Regions from separate parts of the Homo sapiens genome. Here region 1 is linked to region 2. A link is a loop called in an ENCODE intact Hi-C map of the cell type or tissue named here. Cell type or tissue: heart right ventricle. All regions are shown on one strand. Each heading gives the region's core, and the rest is flanking DNA. Links, peaks and the distances in the headings are about the cores only.

Evidence for each region. A loop is a pair of places that touch in the nucleus more often than their neighbours do. Peaks named below come from ENCODE experiments on the same cell type or tissue, not always from the same donor. Only the 100,000 strongest peaks of a DNase experiment are listed, where the experiment ranks them.
Region 1: it touches region 2 in a loop (2.5-fold over the local background); 2 of 110 quality-filtered maps call a loop at or near these places.

What each region holds. Positions count from the first base shown.
Region 1 is chr18:59,556,674-59,573,098 of GRCh38, reverse strand. All of the region lies in intron 2 of CCBE1 (collagen and calcium binding EGF domains 1), which reads left to right. Among named protein-coding and RNA genes, the nearest start is that of CCBE1, 130 kb to the left of the region's middle. In heart right ventricle, for the core only: no CTCF peak of the experiment used is centred there; no DNase peak of the experiment used is centred there.
Region 2 is chr18:59,615,990-59,632,414 of GRCh38, reverse strand. The region is part of intron 2 of CCBE1 (collagen and calcium binding EGF domains 1); the gene reads left to right. Among named protein-coding and RNA genes, the nearest start is that of CCBE1, 73 kb to the left of the region's middle. In heart right ventricle, for the core only: no CTCF peak of the experiment used is centred there; no DNase peak of the experiment used is centred there; H3K27ac peaks cover 654 bases.

The DNA.
Region 1 (16,425 bases), core at 4,540-12,539, 61 kb after region 2:
TGGCCTGCCTGGTCCTGGAACTCCTGGCCTCAAGTGATCCACCCTCCTTGATATCCCAAAGTGCAGGGATTACAGGTGTGAGCCACTGTGCCCAGCCTTATGCACAGTATTAAAGGCAGTATACTTTACTCAAAGTCTACTGATACTGGATGTTTATCACATCTTAAAATATCTTTACAGCAACACCTAGACTAGTGTTTGTCCAAGCAACTGGACACCTTGGTCTAACCGGATTGACACATAAACTAAAACCATCTTAGGGGCACACACGTATACTCTTTAATGTCTTCAAGACATTGCGTCCTCAATGAAGCACAAATGTTCTGAGAAGTCATAGTTTATTCTTGTGAAAATGGTTCTGGGATTCAGTTTCAGCTGCCTGCCCTCTGAAGACTGTCCCTGCCTCCCTATTAAGCAAACATATCTCTATTTGCTAAACTTTGAAAGGGAATAAGGCTAACCAACCAATAGAAATTATCCTGACTGATTTATATATTTTGACATTTCTCATAAAGCAGATTTTTTGAACAATGTGATATAAAACTGTGATAGAGGATATTAAGGAAAACTATTATCTAGTGATTTTCTTGAAGTATTTCATTTGGAAGCATGATCATATCAATCTCTGGTAAAGTCTATGTTGTGCCATTTCACATGGTTTTAATTATGTTATAAAAAACCCATATGATATTCTAGAATCTCAAAAAATCGATCTGTAATAACAGGAAATCCAGGACCTTTTTTATTTAGTCTCTTTATAACAACAATTGGTTCCAGCTTCACAGGGCAAGGGGGAAAAAAACCCATAAAATTTGTGACAGCTACAATAATACTGCCTTGGCTCGATTAAACTCAAAAGCAAGCTGATTGAGGGATTGATTTGATAGTGCAAGACATTTTGAAAAAACGTGTGTTCACTCACTGTCATGGGCTTCATGGTTTATTTCTTTTCATGCTCAGTAACTATGAAAATGCCAGCAAATGTCAAGTAAAAAAATTCTTTTCATTTTTTGTTTTCTTCTCCAGATACCATGTCTGCCAAAACAACCACAATAAAAACCCACTTTGGTGTCAATCTTTGATCATTCTGAAAAGGATGTAGGCTGTTCTTGGATTTCTCCAGAGATTAAAGACTAGACTAGAATTTCCAGTAGTCTAAAGGGTGAACTGTGTCTAAACAACATTTGCCACCAGCTCTCGTTAAAATCCAGATTGATGAGCCCCTCCCCTAGAGTTGCAGATTCAGTAGGTCTTGGGTGAGGCCTGAGAACTTGCATTTCTAATTCCAAAGTAAGGATCATACTTTGAGAGAATGACTCTTCTGTACGTATGAGATAAAACATATTAAGAGATTAAATCAACCTCATTATAAGCCCTCCATATATGTACAGATTTTCCATTTCATCCATATGTTTATTCATTTATTCATTTTAGTACTTAATGGGACTACTATAAGGATAGATTTTGTTTTTTAATGATACTTTAAGTTCTAGGGTACATGCGCACAACGTGCAGGTTTGTTACATATGTATATATGTGCCATGTGGTGTGCTGCACCCATTATTCATCATTTACATTAGATATATCTCCTAATGCTCTCCCTCCCCCCTCCCCCCATTCCACAAAAGTCCCCGGTGTGTGATGTTCCCCACCCTGTGTCCAAGTGTTCTCATTGTTCAATTCCCACCTATGAGTGAGAACATGCGGTGTTTGGTTTTCTGTCCTTGCGATAGTGTGCTGAGAATGATGGTTTCCAGCTTCATCCATGTCCCTACAAAGGACATGAACTCAAGGATAGATTTTTTAAAATCACTATTATCGAAGACCTTAAGATCTAATTTTTTTAAAAGCAAGAAGAAACACATAAGGAAAAGTTACATAATAATGTAAAGCAATAATATACGATTACTTGCCAAATGCTTCAACCTTTCCTGATGTCATTAGCAAGATGACTTCTAAAAGGGCTGCGTTAATTCTGGCTTGCTCTACTGTTGACCCAAAAAAGGAGCACATTTCACTCCTAGGGACTGACTGCTATTATACTCAGAAGTGGGAGGGTGAATTTCTGGCTGAAGTTCATACGTTACAACTCAGCAGTCGACTTACTCTTGTGATGGAGCATGAAATTGAAGCAATATGGCTCCCAGCTGAAGGACCAGCTTTGTAGGATTCAGGCCCAGGGCACTGCTAGGGGACCATATAAATGACAGAGGCTCTGATGTCTCGATTTTCATCCTGGTTGGTGGGCAGCCTAGGGGACGTCCGGCTCTCCTGGAGCCAGTGTGCTGGGATTCTGCTCTGATTCCTTGGCTCAGCAGCAGTTCTGTCCTTTGTCCTTTCTGAAAACCTCACACACAGAGCAATTTAATATCACGTTAATGAGCTGCCTGAGGCCCTTGGGAGGTCCTGCCCCACCCCCGCCAGCACATCTCCAAGGATGACTTCCCTTTCATTTTCTTGAGAGGTCACTGCCCTGGCAGTGTCGCAGAATACTCTCCTTCCCCTCACTGTGATCTCAGGGATCCTGGTAACAAGTCTTGCTCACTGCTGTCTGGAGCTTACGTCAAATCCAAGAGAATGTATGCAAAGTCTCGCAGAATCCAGAAGTGTTACAGCCAGCAGACCAGAGACAGGCACTCCTTAGACATGATTGATGCCCCTCATCAAAAACTGGTGGCTGACTATCTTAAGTACTGGCTTTGAGGCCTGGCTTTCAAAGCCCCTCCCCACAGAGCAGATGGTCTGAGGGTGGCCCTGCTTGACCTCACTAAACGTTTTGTGTCTCTTTTGTGTGGGTTCATGTTCCCCAGCACCACCTTATTGTTCCTCTCCCTTGTGGGTTGTGCTTGATGACAGCATTGGTCAGTGGTGTGCAGCTTCCTACTTAATTATTCATATCAGAGTGATCTAGCAGAAACTCCCTCTCCCAGGCTAGATCCTAAGCTCCTAAAGGAAATGAATATTCTTTACCCTTTGCTATTTCTCACCACATCTAAAACAATGTGGAGCGTGTGTTCAGGAAGAGCTTGTCAAATGACAGGCAAATGAAGAGTAACAGATCTTCAAAAGTAGAAAATGCCTTTGATATTCTGTTTAAGAATGAGAGAAAGAAGTTGTAGAATCTGGCATTATCTGGGTAGTGATACTTGCCTAAGAAAAGGGAGCTGAGGCCGGGTGCAGTGGTTCACTCCTCTAATCCCAGTGTTTTGGGAGGCCCAGACAGGAGGATCACTTGAGGCCAGGAGTTTAAGACCAGCCTGGGTAACAGAGCAAGACTCCATCTCTACAAAAACAAAATTAGCTAGGCATGGTGTTGAGCACCTGTAATCTCAGCTACTTAGGAGACTGAGGTGGGAGGATGGCTTGAGCCTGGGAGTTTGAAGCTGCAGTAGGCTATGATTGATTGTGCTGCTGTACTCTATCCTGAGCCACAGAGCAAGACCCTGTCTCTTTTTTTTTTTTTAAAAGGGCGGGGGGAGATGAATTGCTAAAAATAACATCTGTGTTCAACATTGTGTAAAAAAGAATTTGGGCTTTGTGCCTCATTTTGACTCTAATTTACTAGCTGTGTTATTTCAGCTACTTCCTCTTTGACATTCTGTTTTCTTATCTGTAAATTGGGAGTTTGTATCTGGCTTGCAGTGCTAGTGCAAAAAATAAAGGAATTGATGAATAGATGCAAAAGATAAATCAACTAGTGAATAGTTCATGGCATCTGAAATCTAATAGGTGCTCAAAATATCTGTTTTTATTACCAGATATACCATTTTTAGGACAGACTGCTAGTAAAATCGGCATCAGGTGAAGCAACAGATTTAGAAGGAGTCTTCGGTTTCTGGCAAGCTGGTACAATAAAGTGCTTAATACCTTCTTAATGAACCACAGCCAACCCAGCCCTTATGAGACAGATGCTATAGCTTTCTAGATTGGGTTGCTGGAGGGAGAGCCAGACTTGCTGGGTAGCCACTCATGTGAGGAGAATTGTTTGAATAAAAGGAGAGAGTGGAATCGAACATCGTTTGGAGATAACCCGAGATGCACCCCTCTGCAGAGAGGAAAAGGAAGTAGGTTTGAGAGTGGAAACAGCCAGTGAACAGAGACGCAGAGACATCCGTGAAGGTAGTGGGTGAGAGCACACTCAGGCAGGACTAAGGTGGAGGTGGCAGGTGGGAGGTTTAGTTGGCAAGATGTCCCTGGATAGAGAGAACTCATGGCCTGCCCATGTCCTTTACGTGTGAATCAGCTTGCTGTGGCACTGCAGCCTACCACAGTAGTAAGCATGCTGTTCACTCTCACAGATGGGCAGAGGTGTCCAGGTGATCACCTGCAGGGCTCACCTTGGCTCAATACATTACCTTCTGAGAAGCTGAGGCCAGCAGTTGGGGAAGGAAACACATGCCCATCTGATGAAATTCAGCTGGACTGGGCCGCCTACAGCGTGCACTGTTTTTGGTCTGCGCAGGTGAACTGAGCAGATGCAGCCTATCTTCTAGCTCCAAGTTGCTTCAGTTTAGCCATCTTCTCCCTAGTTCTCATGATCAAGAAAGGGAGTAATCAGAAGACTTATGTTATTAGAGAGTCTCTTGAAACCTTGCTAAGTAGAAAAGTAAATAGTCCATTGGTTTCTTCTTGGAGGCCACATAGAAAAAGGTGCTCAGAAGTCTGTTCACCAATACTCTGTGCTAGCTCCTTTCGAGAAGTCTTGGGGAGAAGTAATACCAAGTGTTTTCAGTCACATCTGTACTAAACTTCCCACTCACCTCTCTGGCTGTCCTGTCCATTTACACGGTCTGTGCAGTAGCTAGTCATTGAATAAAGCAGAATCAGGGATTGTGGGTTATCTTCTTATAGGGCACATGAGTAGTTTGTGAGAAGACAGCATTGTTACAACAGGGCAGAACCTCACATTCTGCCAAAAAAAAAAAAATAGGCCTCTTATTTCTGCCAGATAATTTGAGATATCAGGACTTGGAGACATTCAGGTTTGGAAAGTGCCAGAAGAACCCCTGCAGAAACCCACTCTTGCCCTGAAAAGGATTCTCCTAACCGTGGTTCTCTCTATATGAATTCGGACTTAAAAAAATAGAAAAAGAATAGCTACCACAGCGATTTCTAAAAATCTATGAGCAAGAAGAAAGTTCAAAAACAAATGAAGAAAATTTTAAAATACAACAATTTAAAAATAGCATTAGGAAAGGGATGGATGCTTCTGTATGTGATATGTGTCTGCTGATAAAACCTGGAAGGAGTTGTTGGGCCTGCTTTAAATCTGCACACTGTTGGCAATGACTTTTAAGTACGATCATCTTTTTCCCTGTCAGTAACAGAACAGTGTGGTGGTGGTAGTGAGCAAAGTCACGTAGTTGGCAAGTCATGAATAGAGTTTCAGACAATTTTAGGCAGAACGTAGGATATCATCAGCCCTGGAAAATGACACACAGAAGGGGTGTCAGTGACCAGCAGAGCATGGGTCACTGATAGAATTGCTACATTAAAACCCGATCCACTTGGGTTGCAGCGTGGGATGGGTCTTGAGATGGAGTCAAGGAAAAAGCATGACTGCAATCATTTGCTTCCCATCGCTGTCTGCTGGATTTCCCCATTAGCTAACTTAGGCACACAAGCAAGAAATGTCTAATGAAATAGAGTAAATAAAAGAAAATGCAGCCAGGCGCAGTGGCTCACGCCTGTAATCCCAACACTTTGGGAGGCCAAGGCGGATGGATCACCTGAGGTCAGGAGTTTGAGACCAGCCTGGCCAACATGGCGAAACCCCATCTCTACTAAAAATACAAAAAATTAGCTGGGTATGGTGGTGGGTAGGGTAGCTGGGTATGGTAGCCTCCCAGCTACTTGGGAGGCTGAAGCAGGAGAATCGCTTGAACCTGGGAAGCAGAGGTTACAGTGAGCCGAGATCACACCACTGCACTCCAGCCTTGGCAACCAGAGCTAATCTCCATTTCAAAAAAAAAGAAAAGAAAAGAAAAAATGCGTTTAAAACCTCTTTCAATAAATCCAGGACATCATGATGAGAGGAGACCTTAGAAATGACCTAATCCTCTCACCTCTTTGCTTACAGATAGAGGGGAAATAATCTGCAGAATGATTTGTGGTCCTAACATGGTAGCTTTATGAGGCTCGTTCTTTAAAAAGAATTCTGCATAGTTTATCTTAATTGTTCATTTCACCCCGACTTTCATCATCGTTCTCTCACAATGTCTTCTGAGGCTTTAGAGATTTTTTTGGTAGCTAAACATTCCAGGAAGCAGCCATCATTTTTTTTCTTGGGGGTTGGGGCAGCAGCGGGTGGGGGTTGGACAAAAAAAGAGAGTGGTGATAGCATTTAAGAAGCAAATGTTAGCCAGCTGCACTGTCAGTGGTAGTATTTCTTAATAGGAGGATTTAGGGACTTTATTAATATGTTCAGATAAGATTAGCAGCATTTGCAAACATGATCTTTGGCAATCTACACCAGAACAGAACAGCTCAGTTCCTTTCTCAAGACAGTTGAGTACTTCTTTCCTACTTTATCAGTGCCTTTTCCAAACAAATGCCTGAAAACCATGTATTAAGGATAAATCTGGCGATTTAAAGTTACAGTTGTTTCATGTCATGGTACTTCCATCATCTTAGGTTGACTTTTAATTTTTTTTTTATTTTTGCTTCCATTTTATAGCTTTTCTAAAGGTAGTTTTAATTAGGGTGAGTGGTAGATTATGCATATGAGCCTATTAAGCAAGCCTGCTCCATATTGTTTCCTTGCTGGAAATTTTCTCTCAAAGATGGTCACAAGAGACAAGTGACTGACCCAGGGACTTTATTTAAATAATGAAAATGGTTATGTTATGAATGGCCCTGGAAGAGACATTGTGTGTCACCCTGTGGGTGGAAAGAAAATGATACTGTGGTAGAATGATGTGGAAACCATGCATCTGATTGATTTCCTGACCTGCTGCCTGCGGGGCACCCTGGTAGCCACGGTTGCTGTTGCAGTGTGTGTCCTGGGTATTTCACTCTCAGTTACCAGATATGGCTTTTTCTTATTCACTGTTCTCTTATGCAAGATAATAGAGCCTACTGCAGTGAGCTTTAACACTGCCTTTTGGGTCTCCAAGGTCAGAGGTAGTGACTCGGGGTCTTTGGCAATGCATTTGGGGGATGGGGGAGTTCAGGAGCCCTGACGTAACAGCCTGAGAAGATGCACCTGAGACTATTTTATGCATTAGGTTGAGTTTTGCATTCGATTTTCTTTGGGGAGAAAAAAGCTTGAAAACCCAGCAGTGTGTTTCAGAAGAGAACAGGCTGTTTATCTGTACTGTTCTTAAAAAAAGAAAAAAAAAAAATCTAGTGACAACCCGTCTTCCCCTCTTAGCTACAGGGTCTGGGTTTTTGCACAGGGCCTGATGCTTACTTAAAAGGGCCCTATGCTTAGTTTAATGCTTTGCTGTCGCCATCTTGAAAATTCTTAATTTTTTAAATGAGGTGTCCCATAGGTTCATCTTGCACTGGGCCAGGCAAATTACAAAGCTGGTCCTAATTCTAAGGTCAGGCACTATGTGCAGTAGGCCTCAGTGGGGCCAGGTGTGGGGCTGGGCTGTAGAGAGTGAGTTATGGACATTGTGGCCCAGCCTGCCCCTCGCCCCTGGTTACCCAGCCTGAGTGACAGCCCTTTGTCTACCTCGTACCACATCTTTCTTGCTGTGGACCCAACACAGCCCTTTGCAGCCCTTCTCTGATGCTCTTCATTGAGGGCCAGACCTTGATCCCCAGTCCTGTGCCATTGGTTGGAGCCCTGTTCTGAACAAAACACTTCCTAGAACTCTGACAGCCTTCATCTGACTAAACCCCAGCCCTGGTCATTCTCTTTTCTACTCCCCTTCCTCCCTCCCTCCTCTACCTACCTACATTTTTGACACTCAGAGTTAACCAAGAAGACCACAAGCATGACAGACTCCAGAGTGGACTCCTCGTGCTCCCCTGAAGGGTGGCCCTTGCCTCTACCTCACTGTCTGTTCTCCCCTGTGCTCACCTTTCTCCCTCAGGGGCTTGTGTTAGCCAAGCCCATCATGAGCAAGGGAACAAGGCTGACTACTCAGTTCTGTTGCAGTGATCACGCTGGATTTTCCAAGCCATCATGTTTATGGGTTTTAGCTGAGATTCATGTGACTGATGCTTGAACATATACTTTGCAGTCCCCCTGTTGATGGCCTTTAAATCCCTCCTAGATCTATTCTTTATGTTCTACTTCTACCACCATGGACCAAGGCCAGGCTGTCATCACTTTGACCCTGCATTAGCAAATGATCAGCCTTTCTCAATGGTCTTCAGTTTCTCCTTTCCCCAGCCAACCTCATATGGCCTCAGTGTTCATCGTCTTCATTCCAGCTGCAGTATTTGAACACACCCTCTGTCCGGAAGACTGTGCCAGATGCTATGAAAGACATAGATGTTTCACACGAATCCCAAAGACTTCATAAAATAGTTGGTAAGATCAGTGAAATACAAGCCAGTTAGTAATAGATACCTTCTGAAGGGTACAAAGAAAGTACTGAAGACATTGTCATATATTTAGGTTGTTTCTAGTTTTCTCATTAAATATACTAGTATAGAAATGGTTTAATGACCATGATCTAGTCATATGATGAAATAATATGCAGCTCTATGTACTGACAATGGAAAATATTCAATATACAAAGTAAAAACACAGTGTTTATATGTGTGTGTGTATATATATAGTATCTCATTTTGTGATCTCATTTATATAATTAGTGCATAGGAAGTATAAAGTTGAGAGAATTATGTCAAATGACGATTGTCTAGATAGGATTAAAGAGGAATTTACCCTTCATTCTTTATGCATTTCTATAAAATATGAATTTTGTGTAACTTTGTATTAAACTTGTAAATATAAATGAAACACTTTCGAAAGGAAAGTTTTAGAGTTAAGAGGAAATCAGGCTTTAAGCTGCTGATAGTTATAAAGATTGTCTTTATGTGGCTCCTAGAGTCAGATTGCCCTGGGAAGAATGTCTCACCATCTCAGGTTTGTCCTGCTTCTGCTGTTCACACACCTCCCTTATGCAGCCTTCTGGAACTTTCTACTCAGCATAGGTTCATCACTCCAGATGGTTATTCTCACGTCTATGCTGCTGTTCATGCTATTCTCCCTTCCTGAGACGCCTCCCCTCCTCCAGTTAACTTATTCCAGCCCACTGTTCATCACGTTCCCTGCCCCAGCTTGCCCAGCCAATGCTGTTTCCCCTCTAAACATCGAGGTACCAATGATTTGGGGTTATGATCACGAACAACTCTGGTACATTTCTGGAAATGTTGCACATGTTTTACTGACTTGTAAATCCTAAGTTCCTTTGTTGGGAAGAACTGGCTTCTGATCATCTTTTATGACCTCAGTGGCATGAGAATTCTGTGTTGCTAGTAGGCATTCAACAAAGACTTGGTGACTGGAATCATAGCCCTGGTGCTGAGCTTCCAGGCGTCCACTGAAGCTGATCCACTTATACCAGCAGGGGCCTTGCCCTGTAGGGTCTACTGCTTCTCAGCCTCTGGTGCCCTTTGAGCCTGTCTGAGTAGGCCCACAGCCAGAATCAAATAGTGATGTTATCTTCCTGATTCACAGAAAAAAATATGGCTGAATTTTTACTTCAATTTTTCTATAATTTCGTAAATACCCTGGATGCTTGCTACTGATAGTCTGCTTCCAAATGTTGGCCAGATGGCCAAATGAATGCACAAGTAGCAAACAAATAGTATTTTAAAAAATCAAGAAAAACTAATTGTGCTTATTTTTAGCAGATTTGTTCTATTCTTCCCCCCAACCCCCATCCACATGTATTCTAACAAGCAGAGTTGGGGTTTTATATTGGAAACAAGACAACATTCCATCTTGTGTCTCTCGCTCAGTCCATGCCTGGACCTGTACCTTTACCTCTGCAGTTGCCATTTGATGTTCTGGGCAGCTCACCCACCTGGTGGGGTTGTAAGGGTTGCATTGCTCTCTTCTGTCGTCCTAGTCTAATCGTGGATACAGATTTCATCAGAGAACAAAAATACATAAACTCATAAACATGCCAACAGTCTTGTCTCTGTTTTGGGCTTAAGCAATCCGTGACTTATATGGAAGAGTCCATTCCCTGAACACCACCACTCAAACTGGGAAACAAACAAGAGAACTGAAACAAACGAGATCGAAACCTCTAAGGCGGCCTGGCCACAGGCTCAGTGATGGCACAGAGGACATAGAGACACATGTGGCCACAACATGTGAGGGAGGCTTTCCACACCCCCTGCATGAAGGCCACTGAATTAGGGACAGCTGAGTGCTCAGGGAATTTTCAGTGACCCCAGATGAGGGGGTGTGCCAGTAGTTCATGAGGTAGTCTTGACCCCAGCCAGAACTAGGATGGGCCAGGGAGTAACAGGTAACAAAAGTGTACTGTGTGGATGGGAAAAACACCTGGATTCCGGCCAGAACGTACGCGTGTGCACATCCCCTCAAAGTAACTCGGGTAGAAAGCAGGTTTATTATTGAAAAGATCAGGGGACTGACATGGAGATGGAGTGTAGGAAATCAGTTCCCATGTGGGCCCACATTATGTCATTTCTCCACCTCTCTGGAGCCACAAGGTCTGTTGTCTCTGCCTCTCTCTGTGCAGCTGGTTGATTTTCTAGTCTCTGAAGTGTACCAGTTTGTCTGTGGTGGGAGAGGATTACCCTCCTCTTTAATTCTGATTCACATTGCTAAATTTCTTAGTTAATAATCTAAAAAGATAGGTTCTGATTGGTTCCTGGTTTACCAATGGATTGGTTTTTCTGTGGGTCAGGTGTTCATGCCTAGCCAGTCAGCTTGTGTGTTTGCATGTATGTATATACACACATGCATGAAAGACCATACTAAAAGGACTAAGGGAGGTAATGGATTTTTGATAGAATTTCACTGTTTTAACTTATCTTTATGTGTAAGTATTATTTAAAGCAGTCAATAAATAACTCAAGTTTACAAATCATGACCTTGGCTTAAACCTAGACCTATCTTCTCTGCCTACGTACTTGTTAGATCTGGGGATTCAGATCCAGCTCCTGCTGAAGTCTGAGGGGAGAGGGTGGGTGAGCAGAAAGAACACCTCAGGGGGCAATAGGCAGGTAAAACATGATATTATCCAGCAGCAGCTCTCTTCAACAGCTTTCTCAAAGTAGCTTTCTCAGCAGGAGCTTACTCTCACACCATCCACCCTGTCTCGGCTGCTTGAGCTGGCCGCCCTCACACACAGCTGCACAGCCGGCTCTCCCTTGCCTTCAGGGTCAGCAGCTTAACTCTTTCTCTGGGCATGAGCAAGCCAAGCTGTGTCCTTGCTCCCTCCTGTCAGTCTTGCAGATGTACCTTCCATTCCACTCTCTTACTCTGGGCGCTAGCATGCCCGCCATGCCAAACCATGTTTAGCTGAGCCAAGCCAAGCCCCAAGAGCCCAAGAGCACCTGTACAGTGTCAGCAGGGCAGTTATACCTTTTACAGACAATAGTGGCATAGGGCTAAGGGATGGCCTTCCCATGTTATGGCTACATGGCTGTGATAACAAGTGGAGTTACACGCCTGCACTCTAAACTCACTGAGTCACTGTGGCCGGATGTCTGCCTCGGTCTATTCCTTGACCAAAGCACGTCCATGTAACTTACACTCCACCCCCTAGGCTGAGGGAGACATAGGGTTTGGACACACAGGTTTGATATACAGGTTTTGCACACAGGCCTGACGTAATTTTGGGCATGCAGGCCCAATACATACACATAGGCTTGACATATAAACCTGACACATAAGCTTTGGGCATGCAGGCCTGATACATAACTAAGCTTTTGGGTACACAGGCCCATTACATACATGAGCTTTGATAAACTGCCCAGCTATTGGCGCAGATTACCATAGGAGTTACCCTTTTGGTGATTATCATTTACACTGCCCTGAGCTTAGCTCATTCAGTACTCTGTTTCCACTTGGTTTTAAACCATATGGTGTCAGTACTAGGCTGGACCACACCAGCAGGCCCATCTGTGCACCATGTCCCATTTGGAATGGGGGGACGCTCTTCCTATCAGTGAAGGCTCAGGGTCTAGGAGTGCCTTAGGCCCCATGGCCTTATCTTGCATTAGGACTACAGGTCTCAAGACTTTTTGTAACTCTGCTGCTAAGGGACTTGTACTTTAGTATGCTTCACTGCTCTAAGTAGGTGCCCCACTTCACTGAAGTGGATGTCTGTGCCGTCCCTGTCCGGGGAGTCGTTATCCATCAACACACCCATCCTGCTATTGGGTAAGTTGTCCACGTGACAACTGTAACCCGCCCTGCCACACTCTTATGAGCCAGAAGGGCAGCATATGCAGTTACTAACTGCTTTTCCAGTCCAGGGAGTGGTTACTCATGAACACACCCTGCTTTTGTTTTTGTTTTGTTTAATCCCATGTAGGTCTTTTTTTCTTTTTAAGTTATGGGATACGTGTGCAGAACGTGCAGGTTTGTTACATAGGTATACATGTGCCATGGTGGTTTGCTGCACCCCTCAACCCATCATCTAGGTTTTAAGCCCCGCATGCATTAGGTATTTGTCCTAATGCTCTCCCTCCCCTTGTCTCCCACCCACTGACAGGCCCCGGTGTGTGATGTTCCCCTTCCTGTGTCCGTGTGTTCTTATTGTTCAACTCCCACTTATGAGTGAGAACATGCGGTGTTTAGTTTCCTGTTCCCGTGTTAGTTTGCTGAGAATGATGCTAACTGCTTTTTTATTAAGGAATACTGGAGTTCAGCTCCCTTCCACAGGTGGGACCAAAAGCCTATGGGCATACCCATGCACTGCAATAGGCCCTAGCCAAAACTATCTGTGGTTACATGCACATCCACTTCAAATGGGCATCCCTGGCTAACTACCTGTAGGGCTTGTGCCTGCTATATAGTCTGGCTACCAGAAAGGCTGTTCCAGCCTTGTCATCCCAACTCCCAGGCAAGAGGGGCACTGCTGCTTCTAAACCTGCAAGAGAATCAGAGGTTAGCATAATATCAGTAAGACCATGACATATGGTAGGGCTATGCATATAGCCCTGCAGCAACACTGTGAAAGTCCATTGTCACCCTCCCATGAAGGCAAACCGTTCCTGGCTCTTGGTGGACTGTCCCGGTTGCATTGTCCAGCGGTCCATCAAGTCCATGACAGAGAGTACAGCTGCCAAGCCGTGTGAAACATCCACCCCCAGAATATCTTCAGGCATGGGAGAGACATGCACAGTGCATAGGCAGAGAACTAAATGGCTGATGCCAAGACGCAGAGACACAGGTTTCACTTCCACTGACTGGCCTTCATAGCTGTTAATAAATGCAGCTCTGCCCAGAAACTTATCTAGGTTCAGGGACCAGTAGATTCCCAAGTCCACACGTGGTCTTTGGTTATTTGGAGTCCCCCAAGCCAAGGACCTTGGCCAGTTCTGTTATTAAACACAAGAGGCTTTATGCTTCCGCCAGCTGTAACAGGTATTCTTTGAACCGGAATGCTTGGATGGGACTGGGTTGCGCAGCAATGTCCTTCTTCCGAATGACTTGCACTAACTCTGTACATGACTGCCGACATTACTTGCTTAACTCCCACAACTTGGCGGGGCACGGGCACCACAGGAAGTATGCTCCACCACAGTAGGGGGCCTCTGGGTCCACCTGTGGGGCCCAAGAGCTGCTTATGCTCTATTTTCTGACAGATCACTGGGTAAGCCTGCAACAGAGGTTTTTCTTCTTCCCTGTGCTGCGTCCTGCAGGGACTGGACATGCACTTCCCACAGTGCAGTCAGAAACACCCATCCAACTCAGCCAGTAAACGCAGCTTGTTGCTGTGCACTTCCAGATGCTTCAGCGCCATCTCCACACTTGCAGGAGACCCCATCTACTGCCTCCCATATTTCCACTGGGGCTCATCCAAGCAGCACCACTGCCACTGAGTACCATAGCCCATGCTGCAGCCACACAGCTAACCTAGGAGCCCTCAGGGACTGAAGACCCACTCACCTCATCCCATCCTCATCACCAATTGTCAGATCCCGGGGTCCAGGTCCAGCCCATGCTGAAGTCCGAGGGGAGTGAGTGGATGAACAGAAAGAGCACTTAGGGGGCCGTAGGCAGGTGAAACGTGATTTTATTCAGCAGTAGCTCTCTTCAACAGCTTTCTCAAACTAGCTTTCTCATCACCAGTTTACTCTCCCACTGTCCACCCTGTCTTGGCTGCTGGAGCTGGCCACCCCCATACACAGCTGTGCAGTCAGCTCTTCCTTGCCTTCAGGGTCAGCAGCTTAACTCTTTCTCTGGGCACAAGCAAGCTAAGCTGTATCCTGGCTCCTTCCTCTCCATTTGCAAGATGGACAGCTTTGGCTCTCTCGTTCTCTGGGCACCAGCATGCCCGCCATGTCAAACCATATTGAGCCAAGCCAAGCCCCAAGAGCCCCTGTACAGCATCAGCAGGGCAGTTATACCTTTTACAGGCAATAGTGGTGTAGAACCAAGAGATGGTCCTCCCATGTTGTGGCTACATGGCTGTGATAACAAGTGGAGTTATACACATGTGCTCTAAACTCACTGAGTCACTCTGGCTGGACATCTGCCTCAGCCTATTCCTTGACCAAAGTACATCCATGTACCTTATGGTACTTTACAGATTTAAGCATTCATGAGTGAATCTGAAAGCTCTCATAATCTAGTCTCTGCATTCTTTGACTTTCACCATTTTGTGCAGCTGAATAGCATTGTGCAAGGAGTCCTGTTCTTCTGAAGTCACACTTTCAACAACCTCAACTAACTAGAAGACTGCTGAATTGAGAGAAACTGTGTTCATGCTTTATTTCAAAGTGGACTTCAGTTTCTGTGTAAAATTATGTTCCCTGATTCCATAAGCCAAGTGATCTTGCTTTACTTCAGCTAGCGAATTGCGAATGATGTTAAGAAAGGGGCCTTGACAATCCCTTAGAAAGGAGACATAAGATACACGTGAGTCACCAAATAGAAAGCAGTCTTCGGCTCCACCTCCGGGGAGTTTTAGGGGTTTCTCTTCCCCACACTTACCATGTTATGTCTTTGAAATGCAGGAGTGGTTATGATAGTGACATGGTCATCAAAAACAAAACTTTATATCCATGCGTAGTTTAATAAAGGTATTGTTACCAGCGGAGGGTCTTGACTAAGAGTGGTCCAGGTTCTTGGTGTTTTGAACAAAGAATTGGACAAAACGCACAAAGCAATGAAAGAACGAAGCAGCGAAAGCATAGATTTATTGAAAAGAAAGTACACTCCACAGAGTGGGAGCAGGCTCAAGCAAGTGGCTTGAGCACTGGTTACAGACTTTTCTGGGGTTTAAATCCCCCCTAGAAGTTCCCCATTGGTTACTTGGTTATACCCCATATAAATGAAGTAGTGGCCTATGATCAAACAGAGGCTGAAGTGAAGTTAAAAAGTTACTACACCCTATGCAAACGTCTGACTGGTTGCAGGAGGGGACCAATCAGAGGTACTTCGTATTTCTCATCTGCAACACAGTGGAAATGGGGGGATTGCAAAGGGAGTAGCCCCTGATCCTTCTGTTACTTGGGTGTGGAGAGGTGGGGTTTTCCTTTTGACTCAGTTCTAGGAAGTCAGTGAGAATCGGCCTGAAGTTCCCTGCCTCAGTATGTGTATCAGTTAGGGAATCAGACAAGCAGAAACTGAGTGATGAGGGATGCTCATGCAGTTGTGTGGGTGCCGACCCTCAAATCAGCAGGGCTGGTATTTGGAGAAGAAAGATGAACTCACAGTGGGGAAAATCAAGGATGAGCTCAAATCTGGAGGACAAGCTAGCATCCATGCCAGTCTCCCAGAGGCTCTAGGCCTCTAACTTCCACATTGCCTGTGACATGCATGGGAAGCTGGAGTCCTCTGCTGGGAGCTTCACATGCTGGCCTGGGATGCAGAGAAGTTGAGCTCAGTGGGAGTTAGAGGGATTGGGGCCCAGCTGCTGGCCTGTGAGCTGCACCTGGTGCCCTACACTGACCTTGAGAGGGTGCAAACCAGGTTGCTGCTGTATATCATCTTCCAAATCACACACAAGATACCCCTGGTGGCCAGCACTAATGTGAAACATGGCAGGGCTGGGAATTCTGAGAAATACAATTCCAGCTTAGCTGGGCTGATGCAGCACAAATGCAGCAGAGTTTGAAAATGTATAAATATTCCCATAAACAATGCAAACAGCTTTGTCTATTTTAACCTTAAACTATTCATAAAATTGACTTGTACGGAATACCTCTTTCCTTGGACATTTCCACTTCAGTGGGAACAAAAAACCTCAGTGTGGGTTGGAAGAGTTACTATGACAATGTATTGATTTTTTTTCCAAATAATTGTTAATTTCA
Region 2 (16,425 bases), core at 2,885-10,884:
GTAATCCTAGCTGAGGCTGAGGCACGAGAATCGCTTGAACCTGGGAGGCAGAGGTTGCAGTGAGCCACTGCACTCCAGCCTGGGCAATAGAGCAAGACTCAGTCTCAAAAAAACCAGATTGTTCCCAATTGTCAGGTCCCAGCCCAGAATGCCTATAAATGAGCCCTTCCTTGCCTGCTCAACTGTCAGTGCCCTCGTGATCCTGAGGCCATTGTGCCATTTTTGGGGGCCTTGGTTTCCTCATCAATGAAGTGAATAGCTTGGGAGGACTCCAACACTGAGACTGTGGAGATCCCTACAGCCCTTTCTGCCTAGAGCAGAAAATTCAATGCTTAGTTATTTGTTCTCTTGTTTTGAACCTTAAAGCTTTTGCAGGTTGGTCTTGGCTTCTCAGCAATATTTTAATTCTTAAGGACATCTGTGTTGGATTTTGTTTGAATCTACAGGATACAGCAGCCCAGTGCTAAATACAGAGTAGATACTAAATGAATGGTTGACTTTTCTAGGTTTTTGGCATCTTACATTTCCTATTATCTTCTTACTCTAAGATGGCATCCAAACCACCAGTACTTCGCTTTTAAGGGTCCTAATTCTAGTCAGTTTGTCAGACCCCAAATTTCTACCTCCCTGATGCAGAGCTGCCACCTAGTGGGAAAAGGTGGCAACTCTAAGCTATTTAGTGCCCAGTGCTTCTTAAGTTGGTGTTATTTGGTTTAATTCAAGAAGCCAAGAAGTAGGCATTTTGGAGTGAGTTGCAGCAAAGTGACTTGAACCATGCTGCTCTCACATAGTCCAGTAGTCTACAACCTGCATGGTGTGATTTGCAGGTAGCTGATCTGGGCTCTACTGCTCAGAGATCCTTATTTCAATGGCCTTTGACATCTAGCATTAGAGGCTCATTCCATAAGTGCCTTTTAATCTTTTGGAGTGTTTCCATTGATCCCAATACTATGTTGTCCTCTCTCATTGTTTCTGGATTCAAGTCGGCACTCTCGGTAGCAAGTGAAAGAAACCCAATTCAGAATTGTTCACAGCCAACAAAGGAAGTTTATTGGCTTATGTAACTGCAAATTCTAGGGATAGGCTGGCTTCAGGCAGCCTGAAACCCTATCATCAGGATTCAGCCTCTTTCCCTTGGTTCTGCTTATGAAATTACTTTCTGGTGCTCCCCTCTCGCTATCCTTCATGCCTTTTTTTTTTCTCCAGATCATAGAAAAGTACTGGAATGTACTCTTGTTGAGCTACATATCAATATTTGAACAACTGCCATGCTGAGAGTGGGCAAGTAAGTTGTATTCTGCTTGGCCACATCTAGGTCATGGGACCACCTGAATCGCATGAGATGACAGGAAAAGTCATCATTCCCCAAAAGAAAATGGAAGTACCATTTCCAAAATAAAGCTTGGATGCTAGGCAAGCTAAAAGAACAGATGTCTATGACCTTGGCCATTGTATATGTTCACTCATTGCAAGCCATGTGCCATTTCCTTTGATATCTGCCAGTGTTTGCACATTGCTAGATCTCTAAACGGGCTTAATTAATGGCTGAAATGATTGAGTTGTTAGGTAGGGAGGCCAGTGAGCACCTGAATCCCACTGTGGGTACAAAATCAAAGATACATTGTGTAGGTAATCTAGGAACAACCCTGTGATGGTTTTAAAACATGAACATGCAGCCTTGTTCATTGGGACCCTTAATCTTAGAGCCTAGATCCACCACTTAGGAGGTTCAACCTGAGACCATCATGCTGGAGAGGTCACACTTACGTGTTCTGGTGACAGTCCCAGCTGAGCCTTCCAGCCATCCTTGCAAAGATACCAGACATGAGAATGCCTGCTTGCATCCTCTAGCCAGCCCATCTGCCAGTTAAGTGACACAATGGGACCTTTAATGCCACACCCAAACAGAAGATCCTCCCAGCTGAGCCTTGCCCAAATCCTTGACCCACAAAAGTGTAAGATATCATAAAATGGTGGTTTTCCTAAGCCACTGAATTTTAGAGCAAATTGCCAGTGCTTCAACACCTTAATGAGAAAGTAAAGACCAAATACATTTCTAATTACCTTGACTATGATCTCAACACAAATGTGTTATAAAAAGAGCTGTTTATGAAGGAAGATTAAATGACTTTTTTTTTTTTTTGCCCAAAAGGCTTTCAAATAATAAATTTATCTTCCTCCTGCCAGCAGTTTGTTGGCGAGCTGCCCCCTTTAATGTCAGAGCCTAACAGAGCACGAGCATGAGGCGGAGGTCAAAGTCTTGCCTGCTTGTCACAGCTTTGCCGCACATGGTGGCTGGTTTACTGGTCCCCAGGGGGCCTGGAAAACTCCTGTTTCCTTATACAGCTGGATCTTGGCGAGCCAGTAGAGTGTGTTCTGTCAGTGGTATTGCAAAATAGAAAGTAGGCTCCTTTTCTGGAAACTTTCTTTTCCCTGCAGACTGCAGTGTGCCCCTGCAGTATGTCCATTCTTCAGAGCCTTGCTAATAAATGGTCACGCAGAGAACTGGGATGAAGTTTGTGATGGGCCTAAAAACTTGGTGTACACATCCTCCATGAGCCCTCCTGGCTCGCCTGCTACCTCCCCCTGAAGGCACCGGCCCACCTTCCCCCGACAAGCTGTTGAGAACCTCCAGGCACATATGCCTGTCTGTTTTTGATAATCCACCATCTTCTCAGGAAACCATCTCCCAGCCAGGGCTCTCGGAGACTACTCGAGAATACTATGCTGTTTTCTATTCCTGACTTCTCTGTTAGCAAAAAGCAAGTGACTTCTTGATGGAAAGTATGTCTTGAGATGATATAACTTCCCGTTACCACTCCTTTCTTAATCATGTATTCATGGAACTCACTCTGTGCTGGGCAGTGTTCTAGATCCTGGGAATGTATTCATGAACAAAACAGACAAAAGTCCAGTGGTTGAGGAACTTACTCTCTAAAGGAGAAAGGGAGAGAGGCACATAAACAGCACACTCAGTTGAACAATACTATGTATTAGGAAGATGAAATGATGAAAATGAAGGGAAAAACAGCAGCATTGGAAATGGCTGGGACAGGGAGTTGTAGCGACACAGTGTCTTCTGAGGGGGTCTCCTTGAAGATGACCTTTGAGCAAAGACCAGAAAGAGATGAGGGAGTCAGTTACATGATACCTGGGGGAAGATGATTCTGGGAAGAAGAAATTAGCAGTGCAATGGCCTTTAGTTAGTAGCAGGGAAGAAACCTGAGACTCACTGAGTATCATGAGTAGATGAGGTCAGTGGGCTTTATGAGCCATTGCAGGCACCTCTTACTCCAAGAGGCATGGGAGCCCTTGGAGAGTTTGAACAGAGGAGTGACAGGATCTCATGTATGTCCCAGACTACCCTGGCTGCTGGCTGTGCATACATCCTAGGGGAAAAGGGTATAAATGGGATCCCTTAGGAGGCTGTGGCAGTGATAATGATGAGAGGGTGCTGGCTGAACTCAGAGGTAGCAGAGGAGAGGTGACAAATGGTTGGATTTTGAGTGTTTTAAAAGTGGTACTAATAGGACTTGCTAATTTGGGGTGAGGACAGAAGTCAAGGATGGCTCTGAGTTTTTGGTTATAGCTAGGCAGGTTGGTGGCCTAGAAAGCAGATTTGGGGAGCTCAGTAGTTCAGCATGGATTTTGTTCCACTTGAGAGGAAGGACTGGCACTTGGACATACAGGTCTGGGTCCTCGGGTGAGGAGCTGACTTGAATGAAGAAGCCCTTTCCCAAGGCTACTTGATTGTCTCAGGTTAGATTAGAAGGCCTGATCCCAGGTTTTGGAACGTGTTCTATCCCGTCATATCTTATGACTCCCATCCATCCCACGAAGCCATGGACATCGCGGTGGTTACAGGGAATGTCCATGGCAGCCCTGTTGGTCTGGAGCATGAATTGGACTATTGACATGATCAGGTAAAAAGCTGCCATCTTTAGGCTGGAAGAGCATTAAGATAGATTTTTTCCATCACCTCATGTCTCTTGGAGTAGGGGCAGTAAGACTGGAAGAGAAAAGTTAGGAAAAAATACCATTTTGTCCCAAGAGAATCCAATATAAGAAAAAGCATATTCTCCTTATTATTTTTAATGAAAAATAGTAGCTTCCACTTAGTGGATCCTTGTGTAATATTTACTAATTAAAAATAAAGAATATCCAAAAAGATGGAAGTCTGAATCTGGATTTCTTTTTTGAGGCTGGATATCACTCTGTTGCCCAGGCTGGAGTGCAGTGGCACGATCAAAATTCACTGCAGTCTCAGCTTGCCCCCAGGCTCAGGTGATTCTCCCACCTCAGCCTCCCGAGTAGCTGGGACTACAGGCATGCACCACCACACTCGGATAATTTTTTGTATTTTTTGTAGAGACGGGGTGTCGTTATGTTGCCCAGGCTGGTCTTGAACTCTTGGGCTCAAGCGATCTGCCCACCTTGGCCTCCCAAAGTACCCGGATTGTGGGCGTGAGCCACTGCACCTGGCAGAATCTGGCACTTAAAAATCCACTTTGAGTATGGTTTTCAATATGCCTGTATAAGCTTCCTAGGTTTGCTGTAACAAACTTAAGGCAACAAATTGTGTCTTAAAAAAACAGAAATGTATCCTCATAGTTCTGAAGGTTAGAAGACAGAATCAAGGTGTCTGTGGGGCCAAGTTTCCTCTGAAGGCACTAGGGGAGCATATCCTTGCTGCTTCCAGCGTCTGGGGGTTGCTGACAAGCTTTGGCGTTCCTTGACTTACAGCTGCTCACTCCAGTCTCTGCCTCTTCTGTCACATGGAATTCTTTCTGGGTTTCTATGAGTGTCCAGATTTCCTCCTTATGACACTATTCATTGGATTAGGTCCCGCTCTAAGCCAGTGTGACCTCATCTTAACTTGACGGCATCTGCAGAGACCATATTTCCAAATAAGAAATAACACCTATTTCTCCGGTACCAGGAAGTAGGACTTGGATATGTCTTTTTGGGGGACACAGTATTATCCACTCTGATACTGAAAGAAAAGAATGAGGTGTAAAAGGTGGTATAAACTAAGGAAGTATACTGCTTTGGCAAAATAACTCAGTTAAAATCGTTTTAGTAATTCATATTTCTTTCTCCTTTTGTAAAAATTTAGACTACATTACACAAATTTTGTCTTCTAATTTTTGACATTTCAAATGAGATTATATTCTGTATAATTACTCAGAATACGGACAATATGGTGTATATATCACTAGGAAACTAAGCAGGATTAACATGAGAGGGAGTGACTGGAATTTGCAGTATCTTCACAGTATACCCCATGAATTGCTGAACTGATGAATGATGGATTGTTTTATATTTTTATGAAATGAAGAGTATTCAAAAGAGTAGTGATAAGGAAACTGAGCTCTAGAACAGGATCATCAACTAAATCAACATGAACTAGTTGATCTCTACAACAGGATGGACACACAATCCCAAGACCATGGGCACAGTTGGGAAGCTTGTGGAGAGGCTGAAGACATGGTGACTAAGAGCACAAGTTCAGGACCAGGATAGTCCAAACCCAAGCTCTGCTGTGGAATCAAGGGCTCAACCCTTAACCCCTCCAGGCCTTGATTTTCCTGTCTGCAGAATGGGAACACTGTTCTTATCTCACAGGGCTCTTTGAGGATGTGATAAGTAAATTCCCATAGAGGTGGCATAGCATAGTAGATGAGAATGGATTCTGGAGTCAGAGGGCCACAAGGCCAGTCTTGGCCTTACCACTTGCTAGCTTTATGGCCTTGGGCCAGGTGATAAGCCTCTCTGGGCCTCAATTGCTTCCTCTGTAAAATAAGGATGATGCTAATACTCATTGTTAAGATTAAATGAGGTAAATGAGCTAACACTTGGGAAATTCTTAGAGCAGTGCCTGGCACAGAGTAAGTGGTATTTGAGTATTTTCCATATTGAAGTGTGGAATCAGTGCCAGGGCTACATAAGCCTGATAAGTGTTCATTGCTCCTGTCATGTTTATAATCTCCTCACCCTCCTGCCCCTGAAAATACCCCCATGTCAGCTGCCTTTTCCACATTTATCTGGATACTGAAAAATGCACGTAAAGGGACATTTCACCTTAAGGAAAGCTTGGACTTTCAAAACAGATGCATTGCGAGGTGGTTTACTTTACCAAAGGATTTACTGTGGGGTTCCATAAATAAACGAGTACTTTAAGGTGGAACTTTATTTACAAAACCAATTCCTTCTTTTCAGGAACATTTTGCTTAAAGCAAAATAGATACTAAGATTGGTCAAATTGAGTGCCCTCTGTTTATTTGTCCATCATAGATCTTGGACTATCCACTTCTGCGCTTTGATGCATGTCTATGTAGCATTTTTAGCCCCCAGGATTTTCTTATGTTACTGTCTTAGTCTATTCATTCTGCTATAACAAAATACTTGAGACTGGGTAATTTAAAAATATAGTAAAAGAGATTTATTTTCTTGCAACTGTGGAGCCCGGGAATCCCAAGATAAAGGTGTGGGCAGGTGCGGTGTCTGAGAGCCTGTTCCTCATAGGCTGGGTAGGTGTCCTCACATGGGCTCTTTTACAAGTTACTAATCATTCATGATGACTTAATCACCACCCCAAAGACCCCACCCCTCAGTACCAACACAATGGGAATCAAGTTTCAACACATGAATTTTGGGGGACATTCAGACCATAGCAGTTACCTAGGTGTGATAATGATTGATTTTAGAACTACAGAATGTAAGAATTGGCGGGTGGCTGGGAGATTCTCATCTCTGTCCCAGCAGCTGGTTCTGCATTCAAGAATGTTGATTCAGACAGGGAGAAGGTGGTTCCCCTTTTCAGAACTAATTCAGTCTCCTTGATTATATTTTAAAGATCTCAGTTTGCTGCTTGCTTTTAATTTTTCTCTAATACAGCTTCCTTTCAAATAAGATGATGAATCTCCAGAAGTCCCTGCAAGCATCAGTATATGGCTACAATTTTTTTTTTTTTTTTTTTTTTTTGAGACAGAATCTCACTCTGTAGCCCAGGCTGGAGCGCAGTGGCGCGATCTTGGCTCACTGCAAGCTCCGCCTCCCGGATTCACACCATTCTCCTGCCTCAGCCTCCCGAGTAGCTGGGACCACAGGCGCCCACCACCACACCCAGCTAATTTTTTGTATTTTTAGTAGAGATGGGGTTTCACCGTGTTAGCCACGATGGTCGCGATCTCCTGACCTTGTGATCCACCCGCCTCAGCCTCCCAAAGTGCTGGGATTACAGGTGGGAGCCACCACGCCCGGCCTATGGCTACAATTTTTATACCACTGTGTTGACCTTACCTTGTCTTTATAGCAGGGGATTTTGGTTTCCATTTGTTACCATGGTGGTCAAACTTGGTAGCATATTAGAAACGCCTGAGAAGCTTTTAAAGCCATTCACACTTTGGGGTTCCCATCCTCCAGAGATTTAGCTGTGTGAATTTTAACAGCCCAGTTGATACTATTGCATAGCTATGTGTGAGTGTATCAACTTATAAACATGACTGATACTTTATCCATGCTAATGTTTGCTGTTTTTAAGGTTAGTGAATTATATTTAAGAAAACACAAAGAAACAGCCCAGGTGGTTACAGGGATAACTGAGGTTTGGTAAACACTGAAGCTGGGGAGGTAGAATCACCTTACCTAGCCAATGTCACCAAAGTGGCTGGTGACAAGAGTGTCTCTGAGCTCATCCAAGGCTCTCTTTTGTTTTTGTTTTTGGTATGTGAAGTTTCTCACCCTTGAAACAACCGCACTTGTACTTGGAGGAAGCTGAGACTCCCTTTGGACCTAGTCATCCTGTTTTGTGGCCACCACCGTCATAGCAATATTTAAAAACTCCATTGGGCCTTCAGCCTCAGTGGCAGGAAGCCTAACTCTATTTTGTTGTCTTAGTCCCTGGAGTATATTGAGGCTGCAAAGTTATGTTCACCAGATCTTGGTAGTTCCAACAATCACAAATATATTTTTAAAACTTTAAAAAACATAAATCTATTGCATGTATCAGTACTGATGCTCACATTCTCTCTTCCCTGCCCCCCAGCTGTCCCCTCAATTGCAACTTTAGTATGCCCTTGCATTTGCAGCAGAGTCCCAAGCATACTGTCAGAACCTTGGAATGGTTATGTCACAGGCCAAAGAGAATTTGAGGCTAAATTGTGAAGGTCTAGCCAATAAGAATGAAACATCAATAGTGTTTTCTTCCAGACTTGTGGCCTTGCAGCAAAGAACGAGGCAGCTAGAGTTGAAAAGCACTTCCATACCAGAAGCTCTGCAAATTGGGCAGGCAGCTAGATGTCTTCTTAAATTGCATTTCTGGTGACCTCAGCCATGGCCCAGGCAGACCACCCTCCTTTTCATACAGAAAGGTAATTCCGCTACTAAGTTCAGTCACTCCCACATTGTTTGGAACAGGTTACTCCTAGTGGTCCTGTGGTTTGGGTGTTTGCACCGGGGAACATGATTAATAAAAACCACACAATTCATTTTGACAGCCTTGGCCCATCTCTCCCAAAGTGAGGAGCTGCTCGTGACTTTCTTTTTCTATTTTCAGCTTGTGTTTTTTTATTGCAAAACCAGGCATTCCTTTGAATTCATGTGTGTCCTTGAAAACAAAGCAGCCGTGTTTTCAATAGTGCAGACTCTTCCCCTGTCTGTTGCTGGTAGATGCGCCTAATGGTAAACAATTTATAAACAAAATGTTCTCCCCTCAGCCCCCGGCCCTCCAACCCCTTGCTTTTGTACTGATCTGTAGCAAGGGTCTCCTAGCACGTACAGGATAAGACTTGTGAGAGTTTGAAAGAAACTCACGGCCATTGATTATTACCTGGGCTTATGCATTATGTGAACATGTTCCTTCAGAGAACCCAGGAAGGCATCCTATCCTTGTCCAGACTTTGCTCAGTAAGAGGCAGGTGACCAAGTGCAAACAGCACAGTGGGTGGGTTCGAAAAGAAGCTGGTTTGAATGTTTGCTCTGCCATCTGACAATTTGGTGTCTTGGATAAGTGCCCTGACCACACACCATGCCTCAGTTCCCTTTTGTACAATGGGAGACCAGGATAGAGCAGACCTGACTGATTAAGGGAGGAGAAAATGTTTCTGAAGGACCCAAGATAGACACAGAATGGCAGCGGTTAACTGACAGCAGAAGAAGTAACCAGTGAAATCAGGGAGCTTGTCTCATCCTTAATTCCTACATTTTTTAAAAAAGGATTTTTTTTAGAGCAGTTTTAGATTTACAGCAAAACTGGAAGAAATAGTGATTTCCCATATACTCTCGACTCCACATGGATAGGTATTTCCTCCTCACTACCAACATTCTGTGCCCCCTTTCCAGAGTGGTGCATTTATTACAATCAGTGAACCTAAAATGACACATCATTATTACCCAAAGTCTACATAGTTCATGTTAGTTTTCACTCTTGTCACTGTATGTTCTGTGGGTTTAGATAAATGTATCATGACATGTATTTTCCATCATAGTATCATCCAGAGTGTTTCCTCTGTCCGAAAAATTTTCTGTGCTCCCCCTATCCCTCCCTCTCTCCCTCCCCCAGACCCTGGCATCTTTTTTTTTTTTCTTTTTTCTTTTTCTTTCTTTTTTTTTTGAGATGGAATCTCTCTCTGTCACCCAGGCTTGGAGGGTAGTGGCACGATCTCAGCTCACTGCAACCTCTGCCTCCCGGGTTCAAGTGATTCTCCTGCCTCAGCTTCCTAAGTAGCTGGGATTATAGGCGCATGCCACCACGCCCAGCTACATTTTGTATTTTTAGTAGAGATGGGGTTTCACCACGTTGGTCAGGCTGGTCTAGAATTCCTGACCTCGTGATCTACCTGCCTCAGCCTCCCAAAGTGCTGGGATTACAGGTGTGAGCCACCATGCCCAGCCTTTTTTTTTTTTTCTTTAAGATGAAGTCTCACTCTGTCGCCCAGGCTGGAGGGCAGTGGCATGATCTCAGCTCACTGCAAGCTCTGCCTCCCGGGTTCAAGCGATTCTCCTACCTCAGCCTCCCGAGTAGCTGTAATCCCGAGATTACAGGCACCCGCCACCACACCCAGCTAACTTTTGTATTTTTGGTAGAGACAAGGTTGAAATAAGGATGTAACTGCAGGTGACTTCTACCCTCAAGGGCAGGCTGCTCATTTGGACAGATCATTCTAAAGGGTGGTGCTCATTGTTCCATCTGTACAGTATTCATGGGCAGCCTCATGTTGGCCCTGCAAGTGAAGGTCCTCTTGAACACCCTTGTAACAGGCAGGATCACCCTTGGAGGTGGCCATGGAAGAGAAAATCACTTGGGTGAGCAGATGCAGAAAAGGTGCTGAGAGAAGGTGGACTTTGAATTATTCAATGCCAGGATAGTGAGAGCCAGGAGTCTGAGAGGACACATTAAGCAGACTTCTTTGCATAGTAGTTTTGAGGGTGTGAAATAGTGCTGGGGTGTCGTTTAGATGGGCTGTGAGGGTAAGTCCATGGCTGGCCTCTGTCACCAAGGATGACATCTGTATGTTGCCTACTGTTGTCACTTGTGCAGCAGGCTCCCGAGTGGAGTTAAGCTGCTGATGTTCGTGATGTTTGATTTCTGACATTAAGGCAAAGACTAAAAGAAAATAGACTGAAAGAAAAGACTAAAGAAAATAGGCCTTCCCTTACTTTCATCGAGGGCTCTGGCCATGTAAGTGACAGAGGGTGGTTAGGCTTCAGAGTCGGAGAGATATGAGTTTGCTTACTACTGATGGTGTGACTCTGGTAGGTTAGTGACATCTCTGAGCCTTTGTGCTCGCCTGTAAAATGAAGACAATCCTGTGTTACTTGAAGGATTGTTCTGGGATTCAGTTATAGCCCATGTAATGCCAGGTATGAATAGATGCATGGCAAGTTGTAGCAATTATTAGTGGGGGTTATTTATCCACATGTCTGCTGCCTCTGTGTACAAGGAATGGCTCAGGAATCTCATCTATGAGCAGCTCCACTGGGTGGATGTGAGGATAAAACCAATGACTCCAATGGCCCCAGAGCAGGTGGTCAGGCAGTGGGGACACCTAGAAAGATGAGTGTGATTAGTTCAAGCCCAAGTCCAAGGGGAATGAGGGACTGATTCATCTTGCCTGATGAACTGTCCACCTGCCCATCTGCTGATGAAACACAGCTGCAGGAACTCTTTCACCTCCTTGGTGTGAGTGTGTGGGGAGTTTGCTTTTAGCTGTTTCTTTCAGAGCTGGGTGCCCCAGTGAGTGATACATCATTTCCTGGAAGCCCTGGGGCCCCAGTCACATGCTCTGTTTTGCTGGAGTCCTGGGAATCCCTTCTAAGAGAGGTGTGGTCTTTCAGAGCCTTCTAGACAGGTTACATTTTTGCCACAACTTCAGATGCCATTCACATGCCAAGTTGAACTCTGTGTGTTCTGTCACTCCTCCTATGGTCTTCCCTGCCTTACCCTTTGTGGTTTCCTTTATGGCAAATTGAAGTCCGATTGCCTGGACAGCCCTGGCCAGTGCAGGGATGTTATTATTGGAAACTCTTCCCATTTGGCACCTGTATTAGTCCATTTTCACATTGCTGATAAAGACATACCTGAGACTGGGCAATTTACAGAAGAGGTTTAATGGACTCACAGTTCCACATGGCTGGAGAGGCCTCACAATCATGACAGAAGAAGAAGGAAGAGCAAAGGGATGTCTTATATGGCATCAGGCAGGAGAGCTTGTGCAGGGGAACTCCCCTTTATAAAACCATCAGATCTTGTGAGACTTATTCACTATTATGAGAATGGCATGGGAAAGACTTGCCCCCGTGATTCAATTACCTCCCATCAGGTCCCTTTCACAACACATGGGAATTGTGGGAGCTATGATTCAAGATGGAATTTGGGTGGGGACACAACCAAACCATATTAGCACCTGTCCTGGGATCCTGCTACATATAGTATTAGGATAAACAATCTCATGTAGGTCAAAAATAACTCATTCTAAGATAATGAGGGTCTCAGCTTTCTCTCTTGAGGGCTTCAGGGCAGTGGCCACATTCTAGCCCTGCAAATTTCCCCTTTTCTACCTCCTCCAACCAAATTCTTCTCCTCCAACCAGGTAAATGCTCCTAGAAAGTCCTAGAAACAGCAGGGTTGTCTTGTTTAGCCAGGGTAATCTCTCCCCCCACTGGAAGACAGCGAGAATGAAGAAGCACTGAGGTCAGAGGTGAAGGGAGAAACTTCTAGGCTACCTAGGAGGGTGCTCTAAGGGGCCTGGAGTCAAGGCTCTCACGTGGGGAAAACTGTGTCTCTTTTTCTGCATGTGCATGTTCCTTCTCCCCTCTCTCCCTCCTCTTCCCTTCCCAACTCTTTCCTTTCCTATTCCCCTCCCTCTTTTGACTTGGCTTACAATGGTGAAGATCAAAAGCTGTGGAAGTGTTGAATGGGACTGGGAATACCGCCCTCTCTTGTCCAGCTTTCTGCCGTGAATTCCCTACCTGCTTGTCTGGCTTGTGTTGGAAGAATTGAGGTCCCTTTTCTTCAGTGATGTGGACCACTAGGAGTTTATAAAAATGGTTTCATCAAAAATGAAGTTAGATATAAATTCAGCTGGAATAGTTTAAGACCTCTTTACCTCATCAAAACAAGAGGAGTTTAAAAAAAATCACTGAGTTTAAAACACATTTAAAACTCACTTGGAACCATAAGCCAATGAGATTTGGAAGAAAATTCCAAACAAGGATAATGAGATGTGACCAGTCTGACCAGACAAGAACAAAACACTAAGATCACTTTTTAAAATTAAGTCTTTGTTGGCTAAAATGAGTACAGTTAAATGGAGCCGGATAAATCATAGAAAGAACTTTACATCTGAGACTTTATATATAATACACATATTACAAACCAGTGAGGAAGGAAGTATTATTTAACATGTACCTTTACAACAACTTGCTTTCTGCTGGCCACAGTGGTGTGCAAATGTAGTCCTAGCTACCTGGGGAGGCTGAGGCAGGACAACTGCTTAAGCCTAGGAGTTCAAGGTTGTAGTGTGGCCTGATTGTACCTGTGAACAGTCACTGTGCTCCAGCCTGGGCAATATTAGCAAGACTCCGTCTCTAAAAAACAAAATAATAATGATAAATAAATACACCTGGCTTTCAATTTGGAAAACATAAATATTTAGTACCCCTCCTCACATGATAGTCCAAGTAATTAGAGATGGAAAAATAAAACGTTTTAAAATTTTATTTTAGCATTCAAGTAAACATGTACTATATAATGGTGGCATCATTTTTAATATGATTGAATCATTTATGCTTTTGAAGTAAACAGATACTTTGAGGCTAAATACATATTCACATCTTCAGGTTACTTTCTATTTTCCTTTAACTTCATTTTACAGGAGAAAAAGTTAATTTCTAACTGCTAAAAACATGAAAGTTTTATTAGATGATTTGTAACTATGAACAGTTAGCAGTCCTAATATAACACTGAAATCCAATACCTGGAGTAGCAGATATTCTCTCTCCACTATACACGAAGTAAAATATAGTTATGTAAACTTTCTCAGCCTCCAATAATTATAGTTATTAAAAAAAAACTGGGTAGTTTACAGATGTACATAATAAATTCTGAGCACTTCCTCTTATCCTAAGTAGAGATACAGATACTTTTTAATGGCCCTCAAGGTTTAGCTGCAAAGAAACTTTTCTAGGCCGGGTGTGGTGGCTCATGCCTATAATCCCAGCACTTTGGGAGGCTGAGGTGGGTGGATCACTTGAGGCCAGGAGTTTGAGACCAGCCTGGCCAACATGGCAAAACCCCATCTCTACCGAAAAATTAGCAGGGTTTGGTGGCACGCACCTGTAGTCCCCGCTACTCAGGTGGCTGAAGCAGGAGAATCTCTTGAACCTGAGAGATGGAGGTTGCAGTAAGCCGAGATTGTGCCACTGCGCTCCAGTCTGGGCGATAGAGCTAGACTCTGTCTCAAAAAAAAAAAAAAAACTTTTCTAAGGAGGATATGTTAGATGTATGTGTCTGAAGATTGCAGACTTCTGGGAATAAGAGTTGGCTACTCTACATTTTACATCTCATTTTTTTTCTTTTTTAAACTAGATTCTGTGGAAAACATCTTAATTTATTAAATATTTTTTTCAATAGCAGTGGGTCTCCTGATGTTTCCCAAGCTGGTCTCAATTTCCTTGCCTCAAGTTTCCCTTCTGCCTATGCCTCCCAAGTAGCTGGGGTTGCAGGCATGAGCCACCGCTCTCAGCTCAAGTTTTACATCTTGAAAGTGCCTGGAAACCACCCTAAAATTAACATAGAACGTTAATCCATCGTTATGGGGGACATATACCTCATACATAATCAAGTATAGTTCAAAATTGATTATCTTTCTTAGATTTCCAAAGTCTTAAATTACTTTGAAAGGGTAAATGGATTCCACATCTACTTTGTCCTCAAATCTTACTTTGAGGCGAGTGGCACGAGCTGTCAATGTATGGAATTTCTGATTAATTCTGCATGATATGAAAGTCACATACTGGCTTGATTAGTTCAGGCACTGTGCCTTGTCTTTTCAGCCTGCAGTGGTAATAAATCAAACAGGATTTTCGGAGGTGGAGGCCTGTGATAAGCATGGCTCAGGTCTGGCTTTAGTAATCCCAGAGTCAGAGAAGAATTGTCTTGAAAACTGTTTCTACTAATGCAGATGCTTTACAAGCCTACAATCTAAAGGGCTGTGTGGTAAAATTCTCCAGGAAAAGGTGTGTATCCTGAGTCAAAGGCCAGCCAGAGCGGCAGGGGCATTGCTTTTAACCCATCTCTGAAAAAGTAGCCCCAAGCAGTGTTTGTCTCTGGCTTTCATCCAAGCTCCTGCACTGTGACTGGCTCTTGGCCGGACAAAAACAGTCAGTTACCTCCCTGGTGGAAAACTGCAATTTCTCTCCATTTTGATTAAAGCCACCTTTCTCACATTTCCTGTTTCTCTAAGCTGACCTTTGGGCAAGTTTTAAGATGATGGCTTTGCCGTAGGCTGGGCTGATGGATGGTCATGGAGGTGACATCTCCAAAGGTAGTTTTAGTAAACAAAGAATCTAAGACTAGGATTTGTAAGGATTTCGAATTTGCATTTGTTATCAAAAATGTTACTGAATGCCTAAAGCTTGCAGGTAATAATGGGACGTGCAAAAGAAACATGGGTTTTGCTCCTAAGGAGATTTCAGCATAACTTTTTCAACCCCAAATCATATGATGCCATGTTCCAGTGATGATGATCTTGGTTATTACTGCCCTCTTCTTTGTACTGTACACTGGTATAGTTCAGAGGTTTCCTACTTTGGCTGTTTATCTGAATAACCTGGGAAGCTATGTGACTACTAAATCTTGGGTGTCAGTCCCTTATCTAATTGGTTTGGGATGAAACCTAGATAACTAGATTCGTATGGCAAAGGCTGAGAGTCGGTGGCTCATGGCAACCCTGTGAAGCAGGCATGACAGGCAGTATCCTTCCCATTTAGCAGATGTGAAAGCTGAAGTCTGGAGTGATGAACTGACTTGCCCAACATGACACAGTTGGTCTGCAGGAAAGTCAGGATGAGAAAGGCTTCCGTCCGAACAGGCTTTGAAATTAAATCTGGCAGTCCATTTACCACATTGCGGCCATTGTGTGAAATTCCTTGGTTATTACCTTAAGAATCCGTTTCTGGGAAACTTAATGCAACTTGTCTAATCCTGGCACCCCTCCAACCTTAACAGACTCTTTTGTGTACCGAACTTTTGACTTGTAGGGGGAGAAGCATAAAGGCAACTGGGGTCTTAGGGCCAGGACTGAGGAATGGGTTTGGCGCCTAGCCACTAAGGGGAGTTTCACAAGAGACAAGTTCCAGCCAAGATGGCACTGCCTGTCTCTAGCTTGGGAGACCTGTTTCCTCCTTGGGGAGGCATGTTCTCTGAGAAGGGAAAGGGGCGGCTTTTTAGTTGGTCATGTGCTTAATATCTATACTTGAAGCTGATCCAACTTTTTAAATATGTTAGACAATGCCATTTAACCTGAAATTTCTTACTTTGGAACTTGAGTTAATCACATCTGGGGTCTCCCATGAATCACTTAGCCATCATTTTTCAGGGCCGCCTCTGGCTCCTCTTTGTTTTCTTTTTCCATTTTGCCAACTTTTTGTTTAAGATGAGCATTCCCTAAAGCGGTCATCTCTTGATCTCTCTCCCCCACTCTGCCCACTATGACCCCACAGCAGCCCTCACTGGTTTGACAGGGCTGCCCTGCACTCTGCAGCTCTGGAGGGTTCTTGAGAGCCCATTTCCCTCTAACCCAGATCCTCAGGTTGGGATGCCCCAAGAATATGCTAAGCAGGAGGAGGCCAGAGCGCCCATCACATAGGATCTGTAACTTGTTATAGGACCACAGCCGAGCTCAGCTACTAGAGATTCTGTGA